Regions from separate parts of the Mus musculus genome. Here region 2 is linked to region 1. Evidence: chromatin loops called from intact Hi-C (ENCODE). Cell type or tissue: gastrocnemius. All regions are shown on one strand. Each heading gives the region's core, and the rest is flanking DNA. Links, peaks and the distances in the headings are about the cores only.

Region 1 (15,657 bases), core at 4,006-12,005:
ACAGCAGATTCTAAACTTTGTTGTTGAAAATGGGATCAATTATATCCAATCCTATACCTTAAATTCAGAATTTTTTCCTGGAAGGGGATTTCGGTCTCTGTTAGCAAGTCAAGAGAGGAGGGTGGATTAAAATATCAAGACTCAACTTCACTAACCCTATGGACTATAATAAGAAAGTCTCTTTTGTGCTTTAGCATAAAGTACCATGTAAAAGAGACAGGCCAGAGTAATTATTCAGGGAATCTAGTGGAGACTTTCTGTCTTCTTTCAGGAAAAAGTACACAATGATGCTGTCATTTCAGTATTGGGAGGAAGTGTGTGGTTGAGAAACCTGTTCATTCCAAAGCACGCCACACTCGTAAATGAAGATGCCCAGAGTGTACTGATTTGTAGGGGACACCAAGACTCCTGAGCTACCCAAATTATAAAATCTCTCTTCCGTTTTGCCTGATTTCCTAATAGATTTCATGCCCTAGTTCACAGTTGGGAAAATTGATTATAATCTCTGATGAACAGTAATATCACAACTAAAACTCAGAATACTGTATAATCATTGTTCGGAGTGTTCAGCGCAGGCTCATGTTTAGAAGAATTCTGATTAGAAATAGCAGTGAAGTTTAAAATTTGAACTTCAAGTTATAACTTATAATATTACAAACTTAGAGATAAATTTTTTTATTTTTGCATGTTTGAATTTAAGATACATTGGTTTGAACTTTTCAAGAAACTTTCTACTCAATACACAAACTAACATGTTATTTGTGAGAATTTGGCATATATGAACTTTTTTCCCTTTTAAGTTAAAAGTTTTTTTTTCTCCCCAAGAGCTCTTTGATATGCTTTCTGTTGACAGTGACCTTCTAAATAAATCTTATTAAAATAAATGATAGGACCACATGGTTCAAAGCATAAGATCTTCTTTGTACATACTTGCTAATGAGAATCATATAAACAAATTCAGAAAACAAAACCAAAAATAACAAATTCAGGGAAAATTATTTTATGTAAAGCAACTATGTGAAGTGATCTCAAGTCTTGGGCTGAAAAAAACCTTAACCAAATTTGTAGTGTGTCTACACACACACACACACGAGAGAGAAAGAGAGAGAGAGAGAGAGAATGTTTTGCTGCTGTTTCTGTCAATGCCAAGTATGGTGTTTGGCACATAGAAAGCATGCATTGATTGCTTTCAAAGTGGAAATTAGAGCACTGGCTTTTAATGCATGACAACATAAAAATGTTTCAATATACAAAATAGTTAAAGTTTATAAATATATAATGATAATTAGTGTAAAATTAATGTAAATTTAAATTTACATTAATTATGTGCATACATTTTCTATATTAAACTGTGGTATACTCAAGTATTTTTTTATAAAATTGTGGATTATTTAAGAAAGATTCTAATAACTGGGACTTGTATCTCTTAGATTCCTTTTAGATGTGTGTTTAATCGAGTTGAAAATACATAGTGGTGTTTTGAGAAATGGAACATTTTGAGTGTTTCTGAATTTACAGTTAAAGTGGAACACATAAAGGAGCTAAAGTGAATACAATTAAAACATGTAATCGCCATTATCTGTATGGTAATACATGCACACAGACACGGGGATTAAGCTCCTCACAACTGGATTGGGTAGAAAGTCTCAGGTCATTCACAGTCGAGGGACATGGACACACTGCAAGAGCACAGCGTCCCAGTCAGCAGCTGCAGGAAGACATCATGGGATGGAGCCATGTTGCTCCTGACTGCTGTCCATGCCTCCCACCACCACTGTGGGTCGCAGACTTTATGCTGGTTCTCTTCCCTGCTGTTAGTACCAGTGTTCCTCTTCCCTTTCACAGTGGAGCTCACAATGACAGCGAATTCAGGGTTGGTGCTTAGCACACTGATGTTTGGCCTGGTGAGACAAGCCTCCATCTCATGGGAAGAAGGCCATAAAAAGGCAGAAAATGTTCAGCTGGAACAAAGAAATGGAATGATTTATGGCAAAATTAATGCAGGCTGCCAGGCTTTGGGTTGGCTCACTTGTTGGCTGCCTAAGTATTAGATTTATGCAGCTCCTCTTTGGGGTTTGATCATATATATAGTTAAGAACTAGACCCTTTAAACGGACAGAAATATTTGTGGTGACAAGCATTATGCTCTAAACGGATCCATGTAAGCACATCTGTTGCCAAAGTGAGTAACGGAAGTTTATCCCTCCAAGCTGTGGTGTGCTTGTAATTACTAAGCTTAAGATATGTTAATGAGAGGATCATGGAGGGTTTTGGTAGGGACAAGAAATCTATCCTTGTCTATTGGTAGTTTTAAGTCTTTCTTTTTTTGTTTGGTACAAAGTATATACATTCGATCAAGTGTTCTCCTGTCCCACTTTATTAGAATTCAGTGCTCTCTCAGAATGATGCCTAGTCTAGTCAGCGCCTAATGGCTGGCTCACTCCTGTGCTGAGAAGTTTAGCTGAGAGGTAGACGATTGTAACAACACCTGTGACAGCTATTGTTTCCTCTAATAGGTAATAGAATTTGACGATGGATCTGGATCAGTACTCAGAATACAGCCCTTAAGGACTCCACGGGATGAGGCCATTTATGAATGTGTGGCCTCGAATAATGTGGGAGAAATCAGTGTGTCCACAAGACTCACAGTTTTACGTGGTAAGTGCTCAAGTTATGGTTGTTGTATCATGGCTGCAGTTCTGTCTGTCAAGTGCTCTTTTATGGGGCTGTTCAGTGAGCAGGGTTGTGGTATGATCACATGAGGAAAGAACTTCTATACAATGTTGGAATGTGCCAAATGTTGATCAAACCATGGGTGTCTTCTTGGTTTTTGAAGGAATGTTAATCAAGAAAAGAAAATAACAATGAAAAGAAGTTTTGCTTTTAAATGCCAGATGCCATTTTGATTTTGGTAAGGCTATCTAGACAGGAAAATGTATGGCTCTCTCCACTGTTAGCATCACTTCTGTCTAGATTTGTTCTTGATTCCTGATACTGCTTTTTTTTTTATTCCTCCTGATGGCTACAAAATTCAAGAAGCTTCCTTTCCTAAAATGATTGGTTAAAAAGAAAGAAAGAAAATTTTATGCCAAAAGTAATTATCTTATTCAGGTGTTTTTTTGAACTGGTACCCATTGATGAATAAAATGATATGACGGATGCCTTTCTCTTTCTTTGTGTTGCTTCTGCAGCCTGTTAAGCATGTCATGGACTGCAGGTGCCTGTTTTGTAGAGTTCCCATACCATGCCAGTGCTGTGGTATAAAATATGCCCCCCTTGCTCTATTTCTAGTCCTGATTCCTTAGTAGAGATAGAAGCATAACCTAACTGAGAAGCTAGCAGATAAAATTACTATGGTAATGTTCTGTGCATCTTTATCTCTTTCTCTATTCTACTGTTTTCTTGTTTTATGCTTCAGAATTGTTTGCAAAACTTACAATAAGACAATTTTTCTTTATACAATTTTGACAAAATTTGAGAAGAATTTAAACTAGTAAAAGAAAACTCCAAATGTTGTAAGGATAGAGAGACTCAGAGAATAGAACTTTATAAAGATAGATGCCAGGGTGAGAACTGCAAGGGTTTTGGAGTTCAGCCCTAGAGTTTCAAGGCTCCGTCAGGATGTATGCGTGTGAAAATTCAGGTCTAGTATGAAGGCACATCAGCTCCCGGTAAAAGTGAGGCTTCTGGCCACATTCCTTTGCTGCTGTTCTCAGAGCCCAGAAGTATAGCCCAAAAGCTCCATTGAAAATAGAGTCCCAAACTAAGGAACAAAGGATCATGAAAGCCCCTATACTGCAGAAAACATGCCCACTGCAGATTAACCCATAAATGCATTCTTTCAGAACCAGAAGGATTCAGAACCTCAAATTCTAAAGAATTGCAGCCAATTCAATCCATGATGAAGCTCAGACATTGAGGGTTTAAATCCTAAGTCTTTGGGCTCATAATGGATGACATAAAATGTATTTTAAACTTTAAAAAGTATTTAAAACATTTGCAAAGATAAAAGGAGGAATAAAATCTACCAGGCAGCTGTAATATCTACTAAAATAAAATGTAGACAGTTTTTGGAATTCAGATGTAAAATTATAATGAAGTGCTCATCCATGTTTATAGATGGTATACTTCTGCTATGAACCATCTAGATATATTTGAATCTACATGTGTGTATTTGTAATGTATCCAGGCTGGGAGCTAAACTGAGTCTTTACACATCCATACCTGAGAAAATCTCAGACTCATCTGTGATATTCTTTTAAATTTTGAACAATCAATTGATTCTTCTAGTTTATAGAAAGTGTATTACAAAAAGGTGAAATAAAATGAATTAGAAACTTTTTTTTAAAAAAATCACTAAGTTCTTTGAGTTTCTGCAAAGGAAATAATATATGTCATTTACTTGTCTTTATCTTTACTTATTTCATGAAGATATTAACAAAATGTTTGCAGAAATTATAATTTTCCTTAGAAATTCACAGGGATTTATACTTTCCTGTTTCCTGGCTGGCTGGACCCTTGTCTACTCTGCTTTAAATAGTTCATCACTGTGTAAACAAATGCATTTTACAACTCCAATATGATCTTGACTTTCTACATGACTATTAGGCATATGCTATTCATTTGAATGAAAACACATGCTTCTAGTAAGATACTTAACCTTCTATTCTGAGATACCTGTATTTAGCTGTTCTGAAAGTGTTTCATGAAAAAACTCAAAGGTGACATTGAAATGTGGAAAAGTAGAATGGCCCCAACCTTAGCATTCTTTCCATTGCCATTTCATGAGTTAATTGTGGGTGTAATCATCTTTGTTTTTCAGAGTCACCTCTTTATCTTTTCTACATGCTGATAATTCTTTCTATTGCTCACAGTCTCTTAGTAATAGGCCAGCAATAAACTGGTGTTTATGGGCTTAGAATGTGAAGAGTTAGGGAGGGGACTGTGTCTGTGTTTGAGCTAATGAGCCTTCTTATCGGCTTGAGTTTACTTTCTCTTGTGAATCGCATTGGCAGATATTCAAGCATTCTCACGCTGTAGGATATGGAGACCACTTTACCCTTGCTGTCCAGTGGCCCTCATCACAGGCCTGTTTCAGCTACATGGGTCATTTATTTCCTTCCCACTTTGCTGACAAATGCCAAAAATGTGCCAACTGTCATGATGGCTTTTGTCTAAGTAGGATGGATGGAGAGCACTCATTTATTTCAAACAGGCTCCAGAAAGCACCTAAGTAATTGGATATTCAAATGTCTGACCTGTGTGGCTAAATGCAGAAGACATTACTATAATACCCTGACCACCCATGTGCACCGAAGGAGCATTTCGGGGACATTTTCCCTCAAGAGCTTTTTTTCCAATTGACCTGACTTTTAAAACCATTTTCACAGGACAGACACCTTAAGTCCCAAGGCTGACCATGTCCTGGGATGAGTTATTGGACAGTTAAGCATATATCCTTCAGTAAGTGGGGCCTAGAGGGGACCACGCAGTATGAATGTGGTCGTTCAGGTTCTATTATTTATTATCATCATTATTATTATTATTATTATTGCCTTCCATTTTTGTTGTTTTATAAGCACAAGCACGTGCTGGCACTAGTTGTCTAGTTTATTAATAAGAAGCTTTGCATGATTGCTAGATACATATAATGCCTCCAGAGCGGGCTGCAAGGGAAGGCTGCAGGGACCACTAAGAGCTTAGTGAAGTCTGAGGCTTATCCACTGTGGGGTACTGGGGAGGACAATGGATTAAATATTAGACTTGTAGGTTGGTTCATGCCAGGGACCAGAAAGTACAACTTAGGTTGTACCCAGATGAAATTGGTTCTCTGGATCCTGACTTGATTGCCTGTGAGGTTTTCCTGATATCTGCAGGGAAACATAGAAATATATATAATGAAACTGGGAGAGAGCACATTCTACTGATGTGTGTTATCAGCCGCTGGGCAGATGAGACTACCCTGTGCAAAGTCTCTTCTCACTGTTGAAAAATCCAAAAATGTCTGGTACTTTAAGGCTGGAGGAAAGGGGTCAAGAATCCTTTTTTTCATTCTCTAAAAGGAAGTTCTAAAATAATCGAATCATTCTTTTCCTTAAAGCATGACTAAATATCATACATGTTTCTTGAGCTTATTATTTTTTTGGAAGGCAGTCTGAAAATACACACTTCTCATTCAAACTAGTAACAAAACTAGTAAATAAATTTTGTGGATTATGTCCAGATATTTGCCCATATACAAATAGTGCTACCCCCAAACCACTGCCTGCGCAATACCAGCATCACAGCAGCTAAACAGTAAACATCGCCTTGCATTCTTCATCTGCTCACTGAAAACTAGCTTTTCATGCAATGCATGGAGTACAGCTTCACCTAATACGCTAGCATGCCAAATCCAAGGCATTCCATTTACACGTTTTAACAAATTCAGTTCAGTAAGTGATACTTTTTTATATATCACTGGATATGGGCACTATTAGGTGTTAGACAATGCAGAATATTTATGCCCAGGTTGTAGTCATTTGAGCTGCCACACTGACTCTGTGACAGAAATATATGATGTTCTTATTCAACCTGCCCTTGTCCCTGATCTTTCAGTTATGCCCCCTTTTTTCTCTTCTTTACCTCTTGTATAGAGAAGCCTTAGCTTGGAGATCCCATCAGTCAGACCCCTTCTCAGTTACTGTTCTCTGATTCAGTGACATGCCTCATTCAGGACGTCGGTTCTTGCAAGATGGAAAAAGCACGGTCCCCGAAGGTGACTGTTACTGAGATAGTAAAACACAGTGAGCAGTTTGGATGAGACGAGGCAGCCTTGCATTGTAAAACACAGAGCGATGTTTGCATAATATGTCTGTTCAAAAAAAAAATAAGCCATTATAGCTGTTGTTAAGGAAAAAGGAACGTGAACAACTTTTACCATCATTCAGGGAGGTGGCAGCGAAGCCTGTGCCTCTGTGCTCTATCCTGCGAGCAGAATTAGCATGTTCATTACAGGCTCATTTTATTAATGCCTCTTTTTGAAGATGAACACAGTTGTCCCTGCTGTGAAAATGGTACTTTGCCGTTTATGTTATAAAGTGATCTCGGCTGGGGATCCAGGCTAGGAACATTAAAGAACAAAGCACAGCTGCTTGACTGTCACACAAAAGGATTTTTATGAAAGACTGAAACAAAAGGAAGGGTGGCCAGCACAGGACAAACTTGCTGACAATTGTGGTGCTAAGGGAAGACTATTTGAGAGAGCTTATGAAATGTTGAAGCACTTGGAGTAAATTGATAACAAAATGATAACGTGTTCCTTTATAATGCTGCCTCCCTGCAAGAAAGAGGGGGCAGAGGGCAGAGACAGGTTATGGAGGAACGGCTGACTTTCAGCAGTTTGATCTTTAGGACCTAAAAACAAAATTCTATTCCGTGTCACGAAGGCAAAAAGGAGCCCCTTTAAACAGTGTTGGGAGATTCCGAGAAGAGGAGAGATAAAAAGATTCTTCTCTGGTGATGTGTATGCCACTTGAGGGCTGTCCTTGCTTGCTTGCCATTTCTTCTCATCAGCACTGTTGTGTGGATGGTACATGCTCCTTCCTCGCAACCATCATCATGTTCTTCTCCTCACCAGTATCATGTCTTAAAAGTGAGTAAATACCATTATAAGTAATTATGTTCAAGAAAGAACACTTTTCTTCTCCTTACCTCATAGTAAGATAAAATATTTAATGATTTTAGATGCATCTAAAAGCCATAGGAGTGTTTACTAATGATTAGCTTAAAAAGATTATGGCAGTGTTGAGTCAAAAAGGAACTTGGTGTCATAGTATCTGCCAGTTTGTTTATGGTTTCAGAAAATAATACCTAGAGAGCCTGAGATTTTTTGTTCTGGGTCAGACAGCAAAGATCTTTGGTGGGGGTGTTATCTGATGCTTTTATCATGGAAGAGAAACATTTTTCTGACAGTGAAGCCTACAGTTGAGCACGAGTGTGATGAAAATGCACAATGCATTTACATGATGCATCATGGGAGAGAGGAGACTTGAGAGGAAAAGCTCAGAGGATAGCCTCCTCTCAGACAGAGCAAGTGTGATAGATTGTAAACCACAGAGACCTTACATGTCTAAGAAATGACTCCCTACTTGTCCAGAACATGGGCTGGAGTATCAGTCAGGGTATTCCGGAGAAAGATGACCAGCAGCATTGCCAGCAGAAATCCCAATTGTTAGGTATTGGCTCACATGATTAATGAGACTGACAAGTCCAGCAATCTGCTAGGTGTGTTGGCAAGCTGGGCACCCAAGAGGCTGGGTGGTATGTTTCTAGTCCCATAGCCAGCAGGCCCAAAGCCCAGGAAAAGCAGATGCTTCAGGTGATGTGTGAGTAGGAAAAGCTAGTGTTCTGGTTTGCAAGCTCTAGGCAGAAGGAGTTCTTTCTCATTTGTGGAATGCTTACCCATTTTTATTTAGTGCTACCCCAACAAAAGGGAGAGCAATCTATTTTACTTTGTGTCCTGAATTACAAGTTAACCTCGTTCAAAGCAACCCCATAAAGAATATTTGAAGAAATATCTATGCAGTCCGGGAACTATACAAGTTATCCAAACTAAGCCATCAGAGAGGGACACACTAGCTCAAACTGGAATGGAATGTCTCATAAGACAACTGGCTTAGGTGATTTATCTGTGTCAATGGGGAGCAATATGATGGAGTTAACAGAGACCATCTCTGTGAATTGGAATTTGCAAGGGAATTTACTCCAGAACAACAATCCATGTGAGTTTTAAATAATGTTTATACTTTAAAGCTGAATATTTAGCTACCTTTCACTAATAAAATTGGGATGATTTTTTAAAACTTCAATATCATGGGCTTCAAAATTAGTTTTATTTTAAGATACTAATTAAGATGCAGCTTTAAAAGTTATGCATGCATAATTTATTGGGATTTGGGGCACAGATATACCAAATACCTTATCTCAGGCTTAATTATCAGAGTCCTAATTACATTTTTCCTTAGAAGAGCAAGCAACTTATTTTATCCCATTAAAAACCAATGAGAGGCTGGAGACATGGCTCAGTGGGTAAGAACACTGCCCATATAAACAGGAGCACTTGAGTGCAGATACCAGCCCTTAGGTAAAAAACCAGGTGCCCTGAGAGTGGAGACAGGAGCTTCCTGGCCAGCAACTTACGTCCAAGTTCAGTGAGATACCCTGCATTGAGGGAATAAGGTAGAGAGTGACAACTCTCTACAACAGGCCTCTGAGTCATGTACCTTTGCCTATACATGCATATACCTCACTCCTATATTTCGAGCATGGGCGCACACACACACACACACACACAACTTATGAATTAACAGCCACACTGACACACTAAATTAAGTGATATAATACAGGCCAGTATTCTTAACATTTTATTTTTTACTTGAGAAAAAAATTTAGTAGAGTATATTTTAAACTTTTTCCTCTTCCCCAATTCCTCCCTGGTGCTTTCCTTTAAGAAGAGAGAGAAAAACAAACAAACAAAACCCACAGAAATGCAAGAAACACACAAAAACCCCACAAGACAGAAATACAAACAAGCAAAATACTTATAAAGCAAACATGTGAAAACAACACCAGGCATAGGCCTTTGTGTTTAAAATGTTTTATTGAAGAGGGTAATAAAAAGTAAGATTAAAATTATTTTAAAGATTTAAAAGAAAAAAAAGTAAGATAAAACGCTTTTAACTATTACCTTTAAAAATTCGCTTACATTTTCATTTATATCTTAAAATTTTCTTGTCCTTCCTTTTAATATCTTTAACTGTAACACTTGATGGCTAAACTTTATCTTTTGCATTAAATGTGTATTTTTGCCAACATTTAGCTTAATGGAATGTGAAGAAATAGTTCCTTTGTCAAGTAATAATGTTCACACTCACCTGTGAATTCAGCATTGGATTGACCAAGGGAAGAGCACTGTACTGGAGAGACTGAGGGAGGAGGATTGCTGTGGGTGAGGGGGGAAGATTGCTGTGAGGAGACTGAGGGAGGAAGATTGCTGTTGGGAGACTGACGGAGGAAGACTGCTGTGAGGAAACTGAGGGAGGATTGCTGTGGGGAGACTGAGGGAGGAAGATTGCTGTGGGGAGACTGAGGGAGGAAGACTGCTGTGGGGAGACTGAGGGAGGAAGATTGCTGTGGGGAGACTGAGGGAGGAAGATTGCTGTGGGGAGACTGAGGGAGGAGGACTGCTGTGAGGAAACTGAGAGAGGACTCTATCTACATTTGTCTTAGGAAAAAGTATAAAATAAGACTGAAGTGAGCTGCAAATAAGAGTAGAAATATAATATCATTGGTTTAAAGGTGTGGGTCCAGCCCTTGTAGACTGCTTGGCTTTGAATTCTTTTGCATCTGTGCACTCTCGTAGCTATCCAGAGATGTGTATGAACTGGAAAACTGGACACTGAAATTCCATTAGATGAGCATAGGAGTTATACAAAATTATGGGTTTTAATAAATTTGTCATTTTTCATGTTAATACATTATACAAGTAAATAAAACATTCTGTGAATGAAATATTTGTACACACACATATATATGCATATGTATAAATGTCTAATTTATGAGGTATATGCTCTTGTATATATATGTATATATGTATATACATGCATATATATACACACACATATATAAAATATATGTATATATGTACAAACATTTGGACGACATGTTTAACTTCAAAATGCTTTCCACTTTTCTTGGTTATTTTACTTTCATTTTATCTAGTTTTTCCATGTGTGTAAGCACTACTCCTTTTCCCCACATATTTCCAGAATTTATTGGTTGCCCAGGATGTGCACATAGAGTGAGGAAACACATGGGCTGAGAGATAGAACATCAAACATACATTAGAGATAGCCTGGACATGCATTAGTGTACTTTACCCGATATGACAAAATGGTTGTTATTTTCTTGTTCTCTGTGGGTTGGAGAATAAGAAAAAGGAATCACAAAATCAAGGTTAAGGGAAAGTAAGAGAGAGTGAAACAGGGAGGCCTAAGAGCACTCTTGTTCTTGCTATATAAGGCAAAAGTTCATATGGGCATTCCCTTGTTTTCTAACTCCATGGACTCAGACACTCTAAACGTCTAAATGTGAAATTCTTTCATCTTTTGAGGTTATTGTGAGAAACTAATTGCTTATCTGTGAAGCATTTGGCATACTGACTTGAATATTAAAAATATCTGAAAAATGTTAACTCCCTTATGTCTTAGGGTTTCCATTACTGTGAAGAGACACCATTTCCAAAGCTAGTCTTACAATGGACAGCTTTTAATTGAACTGGCTTACAGCTACAGAGGGTCAGTCCATTTTCATTATAACAGGAAGCATGGCAGTATCCAGGTAGACATGGTGCTGGAGAAGGAGCTGAGAGTTCTACATCTTGAACCAAAGGCAGACCAAAGAAGACTGCTTCCAGGAAGTTAGGATAGTCTCAAAGCCCACTCCCAAAGTAACTCACTTCCTCCAACAAGGTCACACCTCCAGCAAGGCCATACATCCTAATAGTGCCACTCCTTGGGCAAAGTGTATTCAAACTACCACGTTCTACCTCTTGCCCCTGCCCCCTATAGGCTTGTTCAAACACTTCAGTCTAAAGGGGCCCTACCTTGCCATAGCATAATGAAAAATTCATTTAGCCCAATTTCAAAAGTCCCCATGGTCTATAGCAGTCTCAACAATGTTAAAAGCCTAAAGTTTCTTCTGAAATTCATCCAATCACTGAACTGTAATCCCCTATTTGTTGACTGTAACACCTTTCCTGACCTCTCACAGTATCAAGCCTCAGCTGCTCTCCATGATCCTTTCATGCTGTCAAAACTAGTCCCACTTGTATGGTTCTTACACATAATCTAGTGCAGCTGAAGCAGGAGGTACAACCTTGGCTATCTCTGGAACAGAGCTTTCTGCTGTCAGAAACCACTTCCCAGATGATGCTGGTCTCTTCATATTCACCACTAATTTCTTAGCTCTAGCTAACTAGCATTAATTGTTCCGGTAACCCCTTCTACTCTTGACTCTAAAGCCAGAGCCACATGGCCGAAGCTGCCAAGTTCTGATTCTTCATGGGGCTGGAACATACTCCCACCTCTAGTTGTAGTACATTATCACCAGTTTTCTGTTTTCTAACTCTTTCACTGCCTAAGCTTAGCTGTCCTGGAACTTGCTGTGCAGATTGAACTTAAACTCAGAGAGCTGCATGGCTCTGGCTCCCAAATGCTGGGATTACAAGTGTGTACTTCCATGCCTAGGCCTAAGATTTTCATGGCCTCCATGCTTCAAGATCTAGTTCAAAAGCCTGTGTCTTCAAGCTTCAAGATTGTGATCAAAGGTGTGCCTTCCATTTCTGAATTGTAGTTTATTTCAGATTAAAAGTCCAAATAAAACAGTAATCAGGTAATAATAACACCGAATATGGTATGAGTACCCCTTATTAAACTATGAACACATAAAGACTAAGGTTAGTTGGGTGAGATCTTGCCCTAAGGTCACCACTCCCTTAATTTGTTTATCTCCTTCAACACAGGGATTCCACTTTCTGGTGCCCCTTTAGTAGTTGAACTGTACATTTGTATTTTTTTCTTTTTCAGCTTACTATGCTTGATAAAAACAGTCTTTATAAGAGTAAACCTCAGAACAGAGTCTAAACCTGGTTGATTTGATTTCCTTTGTCAGTGCAATTAATCTGAATCTCTTCACTTTAGCCTCAGGCAGACTCTTCAGACAAGGGCAAAAAGCAGCCACATTCTTCACCAAAATATTACAAGAACAGTCTCTAGGCCCCATACTTCTCCTCTGAAACCTGTTGGACTGGGCTACACAGTTCAAATCACCCTCAGTCCCACTGTCTTCCATATTCTTACCTGTATGTATGGCTCACTAAGCCACACTTAAAGCATGGCATTGCTTTCAAAATCCAAAACCCCAAATCTACATTCCTCCAAACAAAAACATGATCAGGACTATCACAGCAAATACCCTACTCCTGCTACTCACTTCTCTTTTAGTTAGGGTTCCCACTGCTGTGAGGAAACACCATGACCAAGGCGACTCTTATAAGGGATGACATAATTGACACTGGCTTAGAGTTTCAGAAGTTCAGACCATTATCATCAGAGCAGGAAGTGTAGTGCTGGTCGAGCTGAGAGTTCTTCATCTGATCCAAAGATAAACAGAAAACAAACAAACAAAAAACTAACAACAACAACAACAACAACAAAAAACCTGGCTTCTAGGCAGTTAGGAGGAGGGTCTTGAAGCCCAGCCCCTAACACACTTCCTACAAGGCCACATCTACTTCAACAAGGCCACACCTCATAATAGTGTCACTTCCTAGGCCAACCTTGTTCAAACCACTATACCTTGCTTCTCCTTTAGGCATATTTTTAAATGCTCTAATCTGCCAATCTGATTATGCCTAGCATACAGGACTATGGAGCTCATAACTCAAAACATGTCCAGCCTATCATGAAGGTCAAGAATGCTGGAAAGAAGTTTTCCTGTTTCAACATATTTGTGTGTGTGTGTGTGTGTGTGTGTGTGTGTATGTGTGTGCACTCAGTAGACTTTTTTAAAAAATCAGCTTTTCACATGGGAATAAGATGAATGGATACTCAAACATTCTTGTATGTGTGTGTGTGTATGTATATATATATATATATATATATATATATATAAATGTGACTTTGGAAGTCCAAAGATCAGTTATTGGTCACTAATATATAATGCCAAGAATTTTAGCTGCCCGACATTCACATTTGTGGTGAAGACCATTTATAGAACATCTCTGTTTTCTGCAGAATACTTGAACGTTAGGATTGTTCAGTTTGCTGCCTTGGTTACCTACATCAAATTTGGGTTACACTTAAAATATATCATTTTCTATGTTGGACACAGATAATAAAAACCTCATTGAAATTTACTTATTTTACTTCTTAAAAAGTTATACTTTTCACATTTAACACTTCACTCCTCCTCCTAACTCCTCCCAGACCTATCGCTTCACAACACCTTCCTGTCTTTATAAGCTACCTAGTCCAATGTGTTGTGCCCATATTTTCATAAATATCCAACCACTACTACACTACCTTGAGCCACATCCTTGAAGAAAAGATACTCTCTACGCCAGTATCTATAGCTCCTCCAGTGTGGCAGCTTCTGAGACACTGGCCCTTCCATGTTGGGAATGTTGACTTGCTTGGTCTTGTACAGATCTTGTGCAGTTGTGAGTCCGCATGTGCTGTGGTCTTGCTATGTCAGGAGAATGCTGTTTTAGTCTAGTTTTTCCTGATCTCTGTCTTATACAGCTTTCTCAACCCTCATTTACAATAGTCCCTGAACCTTTCCAGGAGAGAATCTTATATTGATGTCCAATTTTAGATGAACTCTTCAAAGATATTTTTTATATTTTGGCTAGTTTTGAGTTTTTGCATTAACTATTTTGTACTGCACAAAGATCCTTCTCCAATGAGGTTGGACTGATACACATAAAAGGATATTTAGTGTTTGGATTAATTTATCTTAGCGATTGTGGTGCAGGAAGTTGTTGAAGGTCAGTCTATGATTTTAGGTTCTGTAAATACACAAACCTAGATCACAGTATCACCTTTATTCTTGTCTCGATGACTGGGTGCACTGTCCTGAACTTCTTGGGCTTCATCTATTTTAACAATCAAATGAAGAGAGTGAGCAGATCTGCTGCATGTTGCAGTGATACCCAGGCAATATATGAGGAGACATCTGCTTACTCAGCAGTGTTGTCCATTTGAGCCCAGGATTGTTCTAAATTCTTGAAATATTCAAGAAAAGACATGTCTGTCTGATTTCAAAGCAAATCTTATTTCTTTCCATGAAGCTTGTGATTTTGGTTAATGTGGGAAGGCTGTTGCATGCTGTGGTACCCTTCTTGAATAACAGTGCTCTCCCCACAGTCCTGCTTATGCTTTTATATGGAGCATTTGCCTTCTGACCTTCTGACTGGCTCCCAAGCATTCTTACAGTGTCATGAGAAGGTTAGAAGGTATGAAATCTCAAGTGTCAGAGAAGCTAAGCTCAACCAGTTCCTGCTGAGTAAAAATGTTCTAGGAGAAAAAAAAGTAGGATTATTTGGAATCGACTTTGTTACAGTGGTGAGAAAATATAATGTAGTATAAATGAAGTAATTACCTTTCATGGGATCTTTTGGTCTAGCATGATAGACAGAGCATACTTGGGAGATAGAGACAGACAGATCTCTATGAGCTTGAAAGAAACTTCGTCTACGTAGTGAGTTCCAGGGCAGGCCTGGCTACATATCAAGACTTTGTCTCAGAAAGAAATATACCTATTGTTTCTCTTCTAATTTATAGTAAAAGCTTTTATTACTGCACTTAGTGCTTTCTGTTTCCTTCTCTTGCTCTAGTTAGAGATAACACAGTGCATGATAAATATGAAATGGTCTTAATATGTACTAGGAGAACATCTTAAAGGGTCCTTTCTCCCAGAAGACTTCATTAAGCAAAATTGATTTTTGTAATAAAATGTTTATTAAAAGTGACATAGATGTTTTACCCTTAAGAAGACTCCATTAACGTGCACTCTAAAGCAACCTACCCTTGCATATATTACGTTTTCGGCCTACTC
Region 2 (15,657 bases), core at 2,632-10,631, 56 kb after region 1:
TGTGTGTTTCATCTTCAATACAGTGTCAGTCCATGAGGTCTGCTTCCTTTTTTTTAAGGAGTAACAGAAAGCACATAGAGTCAAATATATCCTTTCTTTATAATTATTTCTTCTTATGTCATTTGAGAACCTTATGAAAGACTTAACCTTCTAAATTTATTCAGTAATTCTATTTTCCCACAATTATTCATCCTTTAATCCTTTCAAGTAGCCCTTCCTCCTTAGTATGAGTGGTGGTCTAATTATGTCCCTCTTTACTGAACTCTGGTTGTCTCTGCACTGTGTTGCCTGATTGTATGCTTTCTCTCAATTGAAAATGCAGCTATATGGTTATTCCTGTCATTAACTGAGAGCCTCTTCTGTATTTCATTATCCTGACCATTTAAAAAAATTATTTATCATGCTCAGTAATATGTATTTTTTAAGAAACCTCACTCTTACTTTATTTTTGAAGTTCTATAAACATATTTTCTTTGATTCTCTCCCAGTATCTAAAAACATCCTCTTATTTGTCTATAATTCTGTCAATTTTTAAATTACTCACAATGTGTATTTCTGCCTATTCCTTTTGTCTTAATCAGACTCAGCAGAAGTTTAAAGTTTTAATTACCGTGTTGAGACATAGAATGCTGTCTCCTCAGTTCTTTCTCTTTCTGCTTTATTTTGAACTCCATTAATTTGTACTTTATCATTCATTGCTTTCTGCTTTGTGTAGATACACACATTCTTGTTTTCGCTTTCCTGAAATTAGAGTATTTACCAATAGCCAACCATAATCTGCTTCTCAATGCTCACCAGAGTTACTGCAGGAGGCATGGCTTTGAATTCACTTCCTCTGCGGGACTACGGGAAATAATCGGCTGAATTAACTTTTTCTTTCCTGTCTCTTAGAAAGTAGCTGAGAGACGGTCTCAAATCCTGGATGTTAAGAAGGGAATTAAAATTCATCTTGTCTTGAAACTACTGTATAATTAATTATGCCATTGTTAAATCAAACCTATAAGTAATACTATTAATATTATTAGTAATAGAAATACACATTAGTTGCCTATCTACACACACACATATATATATACATAGCTATATGTATGTATAAGGAGAAAAGACAGAGAGAGGGTAAGAGCCATGAACAGTCAGCTGGATGATAACCATTGTATTATATTTTCTAGTAGTTCCATAACCAGCTAGCTATATTGTATAATTACACAATTTTCCAAATCATAGCTTGGCTTAGAATAGAGGTGAAAAAGTCCTAATGGGCATCTGAATGCAAGGCAATTTATTATTAACTTGTCAAAGGAATCCTGAATATATGGTTCGGCCCATCGTGTCCTGTTATTGTTACGGCCATGTGCTATTTTCACTTGAACAATTAAGAAGTGCCTTGTTCAGGGAGAACGTCAGAACCTATAGTATGTATTTAAAATTGAAGCAGGAGAATTTTGGGGGTCATTATTGCGCAAGATAAATTTAATTGCTATAATCACTTCACGTTTCAGGTCTGTTGCTTCAAGAGATTGTGTTGTCAAGTTGAAAGTCAATTTCTTATTACTGCGTTGATGTTTTTGGAGTCATGTATCATTTTGAATCATCTTGGTTTTTCAATCATCTCAACTATAATGCTTATTCCTTTCCTTGTATGGTTCCTGTTTCTTTATATTTATGAAGGCACAGTAGCACCTTTTGTCATTTCTTCAACGGGACTAATCTCACCTTTACCATATAGATCTATTCAAGTTTCATATTTCATTTTAATGTTTGAATAGGACATATGTTAGGAACAGCAATATATTTCCTCCTTACAATACATTGTTGATGTGCATTTGTGATGTGACTAAAAACAAAATAATAGTAATAAAAAAAAAAAAAACAACTTTGTGATTCCATGACAATCTATCATGGGAGTGAGACTGGATTTACATCATTTGTGTGCCTCTCTTCTGTTACTAACTGCTGATAGTGCAGCTTTGGTAGGGGAAAACTACTACCAGTCTTTCTTTCCATTGGGACTATAGATGGTCCAGTTTCACGGAGCAGCTTGCATTTCCCACAATGTGTATATCTCATACTCCTTCTGCATAATTTCCTGGTGTTCTTTTTTTAGTACCTGGTAACTCCTTGTATTCTCCAATTTAACTCTTTGAAGCCTTTTTTGAGTCCTTAAGCAGAGCTGGAGAATAACCTACTTTGGTCTCTGATGCTATATGAAAATCCCATGCATTCCATTTAAATGCTCTGTGACTGCCATGTCTTTTGTTCCTCTAGAGTGTGCATTCTTTCATGAAAGGCTGCCTCTCTTGTCCTTTCATTGATAGGGCTTATTAAGAGGCTTGGTGCGAACAGGTGATCAATAAATGGCAGTATGAATGAGTAAAAGTGGAAGGAATGAACAACCCCAAGTTTGACAGTGCAAAGGTGTTTATAGGTATTTGGTACAAAGATATATCAGCTTTCCAAGTATAAAGCTTTGCACACAGCTGTTTACTGTACTCGTTCTTTAATTTTTCCAGTGTGTTTTATGCCATGCATAGGATAAGAAAAGTAGATCCAAAATATCAAGTTTTATTGAGGATCAGAAGGAAAAGGAGACTGAGATAGGCAATGTTAAAAATATTTAAGCAAATCTCTCACATTTAGAAAAGAAATATTCTACTACCTTGAGCATAGGATATCATAGACTACTGTGTAGCTGTTGTATGCTTAGTTTTCTTGTTTCTTTGACATGGTTTGTTAGTCAAGGAGTTAGTACTTTGTCAAATAATTTCTCTTTGGGACTGAAGTAAGAAACCCTAGGATGCACATGTGCAAATTAACACATTTCAAATGAGACCTTGAGTCAGTTTCTTCAAATATTACATATTATGCCAAAAGAAAATAAGTTATTACAGGGTAGATTCTGGTTCACATTCCTTTGTTGAACTTATAAAAAAAATCACACTGCATCAGTATCACACATTAGCCTCACTACATCTTTGATAACCAAAAGATTAAAAAAAAGTTGAAACTCATTAACTTTTGCTACGATTTGACTCAGTATATTTAGTCTTGTTTTTTTTTCTCTTATCAATAACATAATTAGAAGATTTTTCTTATGATTCATTAAAGTATAGGAAAAGAAAACTTCATAGTTATATTTAAAGCCGTAAATAGTAGCTCCATTTTTAAAGCCCTTTAAGAAGATATAAATTGGTCACTTTTAGACTGAATGAACCCTTGAAAGCCATTTATTATATTAGTATGTTGAATAAAAGTGTCTGTGAACTGAATCTTATTAGAAAACATGTCAGATTAAAAAGGACAAAAACCCATCATGACCTAAAAGTATAGTTTTCATAATTTAATCTATTTCCAAGACTAATATCCATCATTTACATATTTACTGAAAAAAAAAGAGTGAGCTAACTGGCGGCTCTAGCCCGTTAGAAGTTCTTGTGGACTTTCTTCTTTTCCACTAGTTTATTTTACAGTTTCTAAGCACACTCCTTAATGTCTGTACATACTCACATGGTGTAGTATATGTACAGACTGCCTCTGTAACCCAGAGAAGTAGGCTTTATATTGGTAAAGAAGCTAGATAATTTGGGAAGTCTTTGAATCAAAAAGTTTTGATCTAGGAGAAGTTTAGTGATGAAAGTATAGTTTAGAAAATGTGTAGGAAGAAGACAAATTGGAAGCATTTAGTTCTGCTGTTAAGTAGACACTAAATGATAAAGCCAGACTATTTTCCTGACAGAGAAGATCCCAAGGAGACTTAGTTTGCCACCAAGGTGCCCCATCAGAACAAGTAAATGTTCCTCCTGAGAAACAGGATCCCTGCCTCCTGAGGTGACCACTGCACTGGCTAAAGATAGAATACAACTGTAGTTTGATGGAAAGAAACATTTGTCCTGGCTTTGTTGAATTTTGCTCTATGAAGTGTTAAACAGCATATTCACAGGAAAAAGAAATGGGCATGCAAGTTCAGTCTGTCTTGGTGCTGTGTTAGCCTGTCCCGCTTGGTGCTACAGGTGGATAGATATATATGTTTCAGAATGGAACAACACAGAAATTATTATTTTACTCACCTCCCAGAGGAATTATGTTTACTTTGAAATGAAAATACAACCAATAGCCACACACACACACACACACACAAATTGAAAAGTAAAAAGACACATTGGATGTGACATAAACTAGAATCTCTAAAAATGCAAATCATCACCAAAGTGCAAATACCATATTCTTTTCTCAAGTAGCAGTGAGTTTTTTATTCTGACTTGGAAAGCCAGCCCTAAAGCAGAGTTATCAGGGAGTTGGAAATTGTATTATAGCAAAACTCAATACTGTGTGTTTATAGTTATTATATATATTGACTTTTTTATAAACATGATGCAACCAGGAATTGCTGCAGGTATTGTATCCTGACAATTGGTTGAGAAGTATTTCCATTAATATTAAAGAGGAATGAAAAAAGCCTTCAGTAATCTCTCAGCACTTCTGGACTTGGTATTATAAGGACAGATAAACAGTTTCTACAAACACGATCCTCTTCTGAGCTACATGCATACTAAATACCATCCATTACAACATGCTGGGACTTAAAGACTGTCAGAGATACCTCATTTGGAAATGTAAACTCATCCAAGTAATTTCCTTGCAGAAATTGAGGCAGCCCGTTTCTCATGTAACAGAGCTAGGCTAAGGAGCTTAGCTTTGTGAAAAAGTCTTTCCTGAATTGGTCTTTGGTTCCTTGGTCCACAGCGCATTGTTTACTACATGAAAGATAGTTAATAAAATTTAGTGGATACATTTATCACTTAATGTTTTAATTTTTGGTGCAACAATTTCACATTTGCTTTGTAGCATCTATATTTATGTATATAGATATAGATATTCCATAGACACAGAATTTGACAGTGTATGTGAATGTACATACTAGGAATTCTACATAGATATTTATGACATTTTCTATGTCTATGAGATTGCATCTCTGTGTTTCAATGGGAATTTTAGAAGATTGGTATAGCAGTGAGGAAAAAATGCAAGAGTGTTTTAAAACCTGAGTCTTGATGCTCAGACCAGTCCTAATTGAAGTCAACAGCTGCATCCATGGTCATTCTGCCCTGAAGGCACCTGTCCTCTAAAATATACAGATGCAGTCCTCCTCCTATCCTGTGACTTTCAGATTTGTGTATCCAGGGAATCACACCTTGACAATACTTGGGGGAAAGTTTCATTCTAAACTAAAAAGGAACTGACCTTTTGTTCCTAAGCTATACAATGTAACAACTATTTGCTTCGCATGAGTTCTGTATCAAGTCCTGTGGGTGATCTGGAAGGGTTTCCAAGTGTGAGAAAGATGGGAATACACCCTGGAAAGATGGGACATACCACAGCATTCAAGTACTCTGCTTCACTTTTTTTTCTACAGCAGAAATTTCTGGAATGAATTTTCCATAAGCATTGTGAGATGACTTTATATAATTTTTCATGCCCTCTCCAGAATACTTGAAGTCTTATTTACCTTCAGGGAACAATTCAACATACTCTTGGTAAATGAGACATACAAGCCTGTTTTCAAAACTTTATATCCTCTCAGCTTGAAATCAGATGTTTTCAAACTGAGAAGAAAATGTATAATGCATACTCATTTTTGATGTCTTTATATTTAATTCATTGTTCTTTTGTTGCTCTGTGTGTGTGTATTTGTGTGTGTGTGTGTGTGTGTGTGTACACAGATGTTTATGTGTGCCAGCCCACTGGCACTTGTGTAGGGTATCCTCCTACATTGCTTTTCACTGTATTCCCTTGACATATGGTCTCCTCTCAGGGAATGTGGAACTTTCATTTTTGGCTAGGCATGTAACCACCAAGCACCTACTGTCCTCTTTTTCGTCCACATTGCCTAGAGTGCTGGCCTCACAGGAACATGCTTACATGCTTAGGGTAGGAATCACAACGCAGGTCTTCTTGCTTGCACCACAAGCATTCTTACCTGCTGAGCCATCTCCCAGGCTGCTCATTATTCTTATTTAATAATACCGAGACACTGTTTTAGGATTTTTCTGGATATTGTCTCCATGCTGTAAAATGCTCACATAATTCTGCTGTAGTCATCCTTGCAGCAGCCATGATAGTTGATGATTCTTTAATTAAATAACTTGATACTTATCTGGATGTGATAGTTTGTTGGAAATTTTCATGGACTATTCAATGGATATTATTTCTGGTGTTTCAATGTTGGACTACTCTGATACTACTGAACTTTAAGAGAACTTCAATTAAAAAAACTGAAAGATAAATTTTCTGCAGCATCCATAGACATTAGACTTTCACAAACATTGAGGATGTGACTTTATATATTCTCACAGAGACTGTGCAGTATGTACGGGGACTGCTTGGTTCAAGTCAGCTTTTTGAAATGGAAAAAATAGTTCTGTCCAATGGAGTTTCACTGCATATGTAAACCACATTTAAGGATAGGCCCCATGCACAGCAGTAGATGGCCAATACAAAATATAGTCAATGGTATTTTTGTGGACCTTTTGCATAATATTGTTTCATTTGAGCATTTTTTGTCTTACTAGTCCATTGTTTGTATATTATGGTTTCTAATTGTGTGTTTTATGGTGTGTGTGTGTGTGGGTATGTGTGTGCTTTGTACTTTAAAAAAAAACTGTATTGTTTGGATATTTGTTTTCTAAAGAGAAGAAGAAAGGGTGTGGATGAGTGTGGTGGATGTGGGACTAGATGGGAGAGAGGAAAACATCAGAATATATTGCATGAAAAGATTATTTTCAATTATATACACAATATGCATGTATATGTACATGCACATGCACACACACACACACACACATATGAAGGAGGTGAATTGATGGGATTTCCTTTGAGGAAGGATGGCGGTGCCTAGAACTGCCATTTCTGCAGATGCCTAAGAAGAATACAGAACTTAGCCTAGGCAAAAGTTAAAATATTAATTGGAGAAATATGTTTTCTCCCTTGTTGATACTGACATGAGTTTTAAATTTCTTTTGCTAGAATTGGAATATAACAAAATTATAAGTGTTACCTTTATTCATACTTTAGTTATGAATTTGAACATACAGCAACAAAGGGTCTACTTTAGTAAACAGTGCAGCATCGATAGCAGCATTGCACAGATACTCTGCTAATGTTTTTCTAAGGTGTTGGGAAGAAACTGTTTTAGAGGGAGGGGGAATTGTTAGTATTTCCACACTGTGGACAGAGGGAGGGAAGAGGACACACTCAGAAGATGACAATATGGTTCGTAGTTGAAAAGGATGGTTCCATGTTAATTCTCAAAACATGAATTATGTATCTGTTTCTTAAAGTTGATTTGAATAGGATCAGTATTAATGTAGCTGCTTTCCCTGTGTGCAGAGTGGTTTGAGTGCTGGCGAGTACTCATGGTGCGGGCAAAGTTGTCTCCAGGTCCCGATGCTTGTGAATCATAGCTCCCCTGTATCAATTCGAAGGAGCATAGTGCTGCTAAATTTCTCGACTACTTCCTTATCAACTCTGTTCTTGACTAAGTGAAATAACTATATACTAACAGAAGTACATATACTGAGAAATAGAATGCTGAGACCTTGAAAATGTTTTGGGAATTCTTACAGGTGAAGATAGAAACCTGAAGGCCAATATTGGCAAATGGGAGTTTCATAACTATGGAATTTTAAATATATTTATAAATTTGGAAAATTACTATTCAGAGGATAAAAACATATATCATTATATATATGTCAATATACATTATATATATATATATATATATATATATATATATATATATGTACAGTCTCATTCTATGTGTAGGATATGCTGTAGTTTCGGCTGGAACTTGTTTTTGTTCTTCTTAGATCATTACTTTTGTTGTTTCCGCCTTTTATTACCATCTGAGAGGATTGTGTTGTTGTTGTTATTCCTTATAAATTTTTCCCTGAATTACTCCTTTTCCTAAGTGAATAGTTTCCTTAAAACCCTTTAGTACACACAGGTGCCCTGTGGTTTCATAGTTTGAAGTCTTGTCTCTGAAGTGCTATAAAAATGCTAAAACCTCTGTCCTTAAATTAGAAACTGTGGACATTTTATATTAACTGTGTCATGCAACATTTTGGGGAGGTTTTGTTTTTAAATTTTGGTTAGATGGAAGATCCATTTGACATTTTCTTCTGCACCATAATGTTACAAAGAACCTGAAGCACCAAGATTCAGGTTTTTGTTAGAGCCACAACGAATTTTTTAAATCCACTTTCACAGACACTCAGAAGTTGCCTGTGGCAGTGAACGACGAAGCTCATTGAATCCCACCTCCAGCCTTTGTGAGCCACAGGAGAAAGTGCTTTAGAGCGTGGCATCAAGCTTAGAGGCGACTCCTTCTGTTTTTCATTTTTGTGTCAGCACTGTATGCCTTAGTTTTAGTTCCATCTACTCAGTTATTTCATAGTTCTATTTTTTTCTTTTGCCGTGTAATCAGCCTGAAAAACACCATGACCAAAACTGTTCCCAGAAACTTCCTTCTCTTGATCCTCTGGATGAGTTTGGCTCCCTGTTGATTGACTGCTATTGGAGCATGCCTTCAGAGATAAAAAGACAATTTCCACAGCTTCCTGAAGACTTTATGTCGTTTTACAGGGTTCAAAAACCTGTATTATATGGACAAACGGGATGTTTAAAACAAAGAATGCAAAGTTACAGACTATGTCAAATTCTGTTTGTTTGTTTTTTTTTTTAACCTAAACCTGAAGTTTTAGTGTTTGCCAAGCTGTGATTATCAGCAACATGTTGGAAGAAATTCATTGATGTGGACTTAGTTGCTTCTGCAGAATGTTCATCTTCATATGTTCTTGTGGGCTGTTACATCCTTATCTACTGGGGCAATGTTGCGGAAATCATGACTGCCAGTTCTGAGAATGCTCACTGAGAGCTGTTGGCTTTTGATTTTATTCCTTTAAGAAATAAACAAACAAACAAACAAACAATTTTTGTTTTGTTTTGTTGCTGATGAGATTTCGGAGGTTGGAAGAATGAAATAAAGACTAGAATGTTTGCTGTCAAGCTTGACGCCTCTTGACTAGTCAGTAAATTTTTTACATGTTCCCCAGTTGCTTTTGGAGCAAAGAGTGGATTAGTAGGAGAGCAGAGAGTGAAGTTTACTAATGACAAGAGAGCATATCTTGTTCAACTCTAGTGATAAACACCAAATCGGCTGTTGCTCAAGGTAAAGGTTGATAGATGGAACATGCCACAGAAACTTGTGCAGGAGCACTTTGTCTGCACCCTCGGGCATTCTGCAGCAGCCACATGCAGTTCAGTGCTTTTATGTGTTAGCCTGTGGAAACGATTTCACTTTTGGAACGCTTCCAGAGTGTTTAAGTGTAATGGACTTCATACTGCCCGCGTGGGCTGTACCCTGTAGAGCGCACTCAGCCCATTCAGCTTCAACTCCATTTTATCAGGCTCTTTATCCATTAATTTTCTCCTGACCTTGGGCATAAAATATATGCGCTTTTTATACTGCGGTGTTCTGTGCAGACAGAGGAATAGCATTACCAATCCATCACCATTATGAATGACACAGCTTAAAACAAACACAGGTCAGAGACAGATATTTTAAAAGCAGATTTGTATTGATTCCATCAAAACATTGAGCTAAAAGGAAAAGGACTCTGAGACTATAAATGATGAAGCAAGTTTTGACAAATAGTCACACTACACAAGTCGACCTAAGAATATGCCTCACGGGCAGTCATTGGTACGAAAGCACCATTTTTTATTATTATAAAAAGCCACCTTCCTTAAGAATATTTATTACCATACTTTTAGTAGGATGTTTTAGCAAGACCATGTTTCTCTCTGTCTTTAGCTATTGAAAGGGTTTTTTTTAATTTGTTTGTTTGTTTGTTTGTTAATAGGAATGAGACTGCTTATTATACTTGTTAATCATTATTAAGTTGCTACTTTTGAAGTGTTTAAACTACTTTATAAAAGATAGCAGCTTGTTTGTTTCACAATCTTAATTTTGAGCATAACTGGTTTTGAAATTATTTGTATTGTGATGAAGTTGTTATTGAAACATAATAATGACTAGTGTATTTATTATCACTATTATTGTTTACAATCCCCGTCCACATATAGTGGCTCACTTATTTAATGTACTGGAGTTCCAGTCTTGTCCAGTTCAGTTTTCTGACATGCTGTTCAGTTGCTAAGGGGACAAACAGATCTCTGTGATAGGAAGTAGTTCAATGCTCACAGAATGCTACACAAAATTGAAGAGATGTTCATCCAAGCAGCTGGGATAGCGTTTCCACTAAAACTTCACTGAGCACAAAGATGATTTTTGTTTTTCATGGTAACAATTCACTGGATTGCACAGGGAAATGCTCTGGATGATATGAGCAGATCCTTTAAGCGCCATCACTGAAAGAAAATGGGTCATGCATCATGTTAGTTATGCCTGTGAAAGAGAAGAGATAAGGGTTCTTTTATCCCTTGGAGGATATTTTATAACTAAGCCAAATAAATTGCCATTGCTTTAAAACTAACAGTATCTGTTGGCTCTCACCTATAATTTGAGCACTTATGAGGCTGAGACAGGAGGATTACCATGTGTCAAGGTCACCCTGAGACATGGAATAAGACCTTGCTCCAGAAGCAAAGAAAAAAGACAGTATTAATTAATAATGTTTAATTTTTCACTACCCTCTTCTTATCAGCATTATGGTAGCAAGAGTGTCTAATCGAGAGTTTGCTTCCTTTGTATGCAGAATATACTCTAACATGCGTCTCTCTTCTTTCCAGTATGCTTTTATAATGCACTGTTCAAAGTATCTCATCACTGATAATAGTAACAATACCATCTGGGTGATTATACTTCTGTGTTCAATGCGTACTGTCCATCAGGTTTCTAGTTATTAACTTGCTCTTTACCTTTCTAGGTTTGTCTTAATGTATTTACAAAGTCTTCACTGGAAATTGGAAGCACCCGCCTGTAAGGCAGACTGGTTTCCACTGTTGTGCCTGTCAGCAACAACCCTAAACACCTGGCATTTTCTCTGCTTTTAATTTCTCATGAGTACAACTTTGTGTTACTTTAAATTACTTCCTCCTCCTTTCCCCTTCCCCAGTCTGCTTTACCTTGCCCTTTTACATATAAATTACCCAACAGCAGAGTTTGTTCTGGCAGTTACACTGTAATGTGGGGAGGGATCTAGTCCAGTATTTGAAACATAGTGACTTCTGAGGATCCAACAGCTTCATGTCCTCTGCTCTGCCACCTGTACACACACATGCAGCACCCACATCCCTAGATGAGAATGCAAATAGGCGCCTGCCTTTAGTTGCTTATAGAACCTGCCTCTCAGTTGCTCATATTCTAATAGCGGTCTGATATCTTCATTTGAAAAATTCAATATTCAAAATGTTCCCATAATACAAAACTTTCAAAGAATGTCACACTGACTTCTCATGGGACAGTTCAGTCGATACACAGGTGTGCAATATTCTACTTATTCAGGGCTCCAGGGGGAGAAGATACCACTAACCCTTCTGCTATGATAAATAAGTTTTGTTTAGTGCACACAGTTATTAAAATATTTTGCAAAATACTTTGGTACATGTGGTATACATGAAATCAAAATGTGTTTAGTATTTACACCTGAGTCATATCCCAAAAATATTTTGTATTTTGTACATGCAGATATTCTAATATCTAAAATGTGTGTGTGTGTGTGTGTGTGTGTGTGTGTGTGTGTGTGTGTGTGTGTGTGTCTGTGTGTGTTTGTGTGTATGTGTTTATTTTTCTGGCAAGAAAAGCAAGTGTGAACCTTTATGAAAAAGGATCACAAAAGAAGACTTCCGTGAACTCTGCAATTTTGTTGTAGTAATAAACACTAGCTAAAGTTCTTATAATTCTTACAATGCTTTCTTTCACAGTGCCAAATTAACTCTGCTTCATAGACTTAAATTTGGTCCTAAAGAGTCAATATTGATTGATGCAATCTGGTATTTGTTTTCTTCAGTTTTACTCTCATTCATTTAAAACTTAAATTCTATTTTAAAATTAAATTAACTATTTAATATTGCTTGCTAGAATGAAAATGTACTTTAGTTGTAGTACTCAACATTTATTTTTATGTATTTTTAAAGAAACATTTTTGTTTGGTTGGTTTTGTTTGGCTGGATTCTGAGGCAAGCTCTTTCTACATACCCTGGATATTTTGGAACTCACTATGTAAACTAAATTGGCCTTGAACTCACAGAGATCTGCATGCCTCTGCCTCTTATGAGCTCTGGTTGAAGCCATGGGTACCACCTCCAGCTGTGAAGTATTTTTTAAAAATAATTCCAAAAGTTTTAAAAATAGTATCCCTCACATAATTACATTTTTGATAGGATAGGCCAATTTATTTTATTTGTACTTATGTGCTGTGCCTGAGTGAGCTTAGGTGCAGTGAGGAGGCCAGATGATACTGTGTTCCCCTAGAATTGGAACTCAGGCAGTTTTGAGCCTGCCTGTGGGTGCTGCTGTGTGAACCCCAGTCCTCTACAAGAGCAATAAGGGTTGTTAACCTCAGAGCAATTTCTCTAGCATCAAATATATTCCTATATGTCTTTTAATTTAAAAATAATGACTTAAAATGCATCATGAAATGTTTTGCATTGAACTTTTAGTAAGAAAAAATGTATTTAATAACAGCTTTTGTTAATCCCAAAGATGGGAGGAGAAAGCCCACCAAACCAAATCTTGTGGAACTTAAATGAATCTTATGAATGGTACAAAAAAAAAAGTGTGTGTTGTGCATGACTTGACTTTATGAAGTCAGAAAACTGCCTACAGTGCAAATGGAATCCGAGTTAATAGTAAGTAGGCAAAAACCAGCAGAATGTATGGAGGCTGAATAAGTGAGGCTAGAGCCCTTCCACTGAGGAGAATGCCCCATAGTGGCTGATCTCACAGTACTTACAAGGTTCTATGTTTCAGTGGAGTCCTTTGCTGAAATTTCACCATTGCGTAGCAGTTCATAATGCAGTGTCAGGTCTGGAGCTTTGAAATACGCCTCAGTACATCGAACCTGCTATCTTATTATGCGTGGTATTTGGATCATGCTTTCTGGCCCTCTGTCTCTTCTATCCTGTTTTACAGCTGACTTTAGAGTTGTGTGGTATTTTTTTGTTTTTGTTGTGTTTATGTGGAGTACTAAGGATATACCTAGGATGTCCTATATACCTGTCAAATACAGTATGAATTGTTTCTGGTTTTGTTGTTGCTCCTGCTGTTGCTTTTGTTTTATTTTGTTTTGCGGGCAATTTGTTTATTTAAAGCATAGCCTTTAGAATCATATTTTGTTTGTTTTCAGTGGTACATTTTTGAATGGATGGTTTTTAATGAAAAGGTTGCTTTTTATACAATCTCATAAAAATGGGTTGCTCTGCTAAAATTAAGGCAAAGGGCATGGCTTGTGGGTAAAAGGCATGGGGTGTTTAACATAGTAAAAACAATAATGTATAACATGAAGGTAGAAGGTGAACCATTGGACAATGGGAAGGAGACCATTGGAGCAAGAAGAGGCAGAAGAGGGCAGGGGGCCACATCAAAGGGGTACATCATCAGAGTACACATTTTATTAGCAAAAGTGCTGTTTGAAATGCTTTCCTATGCACAGTGAGTTTGTACTAATAAAAATAATCTCTGGTTTTGTGTTGATACTGGAAAAAAGCAAAGCTCTCTCCCTTTTGTCCCTGGAATTTTCATGCAGGGAGGAGCAGTGTGCAGTAGCCATATGCCTAGGGTAGCCCGCCCATTTTCTCCTTAAATAGACCCATCCCAGATGGCAGGGAATTTGCAAGTGGAAGGTTTCCATAACAAGAGAAAACCAAAGCTGGGCACTGTGATGCACATCTTTAATCCCAGCCTTGCAGAGGTACAGGCAGGGCAATCTCTGATTTTGTGGCCTTCCTGATCTACAAAGTACATTCCAGGATAACAAGGGGTACATAGAGGAAACCCTGTCTCAAATGAAGAGAGAAAAGAAGAGGAAGAATAAGGAGGCAGAGGAAGAGGAATAAGAGGAGGAGGAGAAAGAGAATAATAATGAGGAAGAGGAGGAAGAGGAAGAGGAGGAGGAGGAGGAAGAGGAGAAGGAGGAGGCAGAGGAGGAGGAGGAGCAGGAGGAGGAGGAGAAGGAGAAAGAAGGAGAAGGAGAAGGAGAAGGAGAAGGAGAAGGAGAAGGAGAAGGAGAAGGAGAAGGAGAAGGAGAAGGAGAAGGAGAAGAAGAAGAAGAAGAAGAAGAAGAAGAAGAAGAAGAAGAAGAAGAAGAAGAAGAAGAAGAAGAAGAAGAAGAAGAAGAAGAAAAGAAGAAGAAGAAAAACAACTAAGAAATGAATTGCTGCTTGGTTTGTCGTTTCAAGAAAACATAATATAGGCAGTTCTGCCCCTTGATGTTTCTCAAACCTTTAACTTTTTTATATGTTAGAAAATAACCTAAACATTCTGTTTTGCTAGTTTTCATAAATTATCATACATTGAATGTTATAAATCAGGTAGTAAGTTTTTGGAACTTTTCATTAGTAAGCTATTTTTATGAATTAATATCCTCCTTAAACAATTTTCTTTGATAGAGAGCATGCGTGAAATTTCTATCCAAGGAATATTTTTAAGAATTGAGTGTTTTAAAGTCTGGGTTTTTTTTTCAGGGTATTTTATGGCTGTTCATTTTAAATAAATGAAAGAAAAAATGGGACTAGCCAAATTGTAAGGTGTGATGCTTTTTAATTTTCATCTTTTGAAAATAAATCATTACCAAAGTAAGAGGGCACACTGATTGTTGAGGGGAAGGGAGGTTTGTGATAATTGGATGGATTAGTTTTCTAGGTATTCCTCCATCGAGAAGAAAGAAAGAAAAAAAAAAGCCGCTCTAAAGCCGACTGATGGCCTTGGCCCTCTGCCTTTCTGTGGCAGAAAGCTGCAGGGATTTGCAGTTTTATTCCTCGATGTTCTAACTTTAAGTCAGTGGGAGTGTCTACCTGCCTAATAATTTGGGGTGTCTTGTGGACCTCCTTCTGCCAATATTCCTATTTCTGCACACTCGTAGCCTGTTCTTCTGGAAGAGTGAAGGCTTGAGCAAGTATCAGATCCCCGATCTTCTTAAGAGGAAATCTACAAACTTTACCCATGTGAGTTAAGGTGGCCTCCATGAAGTGGGTGCTTCTGGGTAGGAGATGCTTCTGGATAGAGGAATAAGACTCCCTGAAATGGAAGATAAAACAATGCTAGCACACATCATAATGCTGTTCAGGATGAGACATGTTTGAAGCCAAGCTTTTGAGCATACTGAGTGAAGTGACGGAATGATGCTAATGTTGTAATGACATGGACATGCAATGGCATTTGATGGATAATAATGGCATATTAACACATTTGAGCAGCTCCTAGAATCTACATGACCAGAGGTTTGCTAGGGTACTGGCAGTTTCTAATTCTATAGAAAACTGAGCCCCTTTGCTTTTAAAAGGAAACCTGTTGGAGAAGTCAACTTTATACTAGAAGTTTGCCTTTTATGCAAGAGTCATTAGAATTAGTGGTGCAATTGTGAACAAGCTGAAGTTAATCTAGGTTAACAGCAGTACAAAGAAGGCATGTTTCCTGGAGAC

Evidence for each region. Peaks named below come from ENCODE experiments on the same cell type or tissue, not always from the same donor. Only the 100,000 strongest peaks of a DNase experiment are listed, where the experiment ranks them.
Region 2: it touches region 1 in a loop (6-fold over the local background); 2 of 42 quality-filtered maps call a loop at or near these places.

Annotation. Positions count from the first base shown.
Region 1 is chr4:76,230,646-76,246,302 of GRCm38, reverse strand. It overlaps Ptprd (protein tyrosine phosphatase, receptor type, D), which reads left to right. Exons shown (of 40, transcript NM_011211.4): 13 at 2,517-2,658. Among named protein-coding and RNA genes, the nearest start is that of Gm46893, 100 kb to the left of the region's middle. In gastrocnemius, for the core only: no CTCF peak of the experiment used is centred there; DNase peaks (open chromatin) are centred at 5,081 and 8,291.
Region 2 is chr4:76,173,476-76,189,132 of GRCm38, reverse strand. All of the region lies in intron 13 of Ptprd (protein tyrosine phosphatase, receptor type, D), which reads left to right. Among named protein-coding and RNA genes, the nearest start is that of Gm46893, 160 kb to the left of the region's middle. In gastrocnemius, for the core only: no CTCF peak of the experiment used is centred there; no DNase peak of the experiment used is centred there.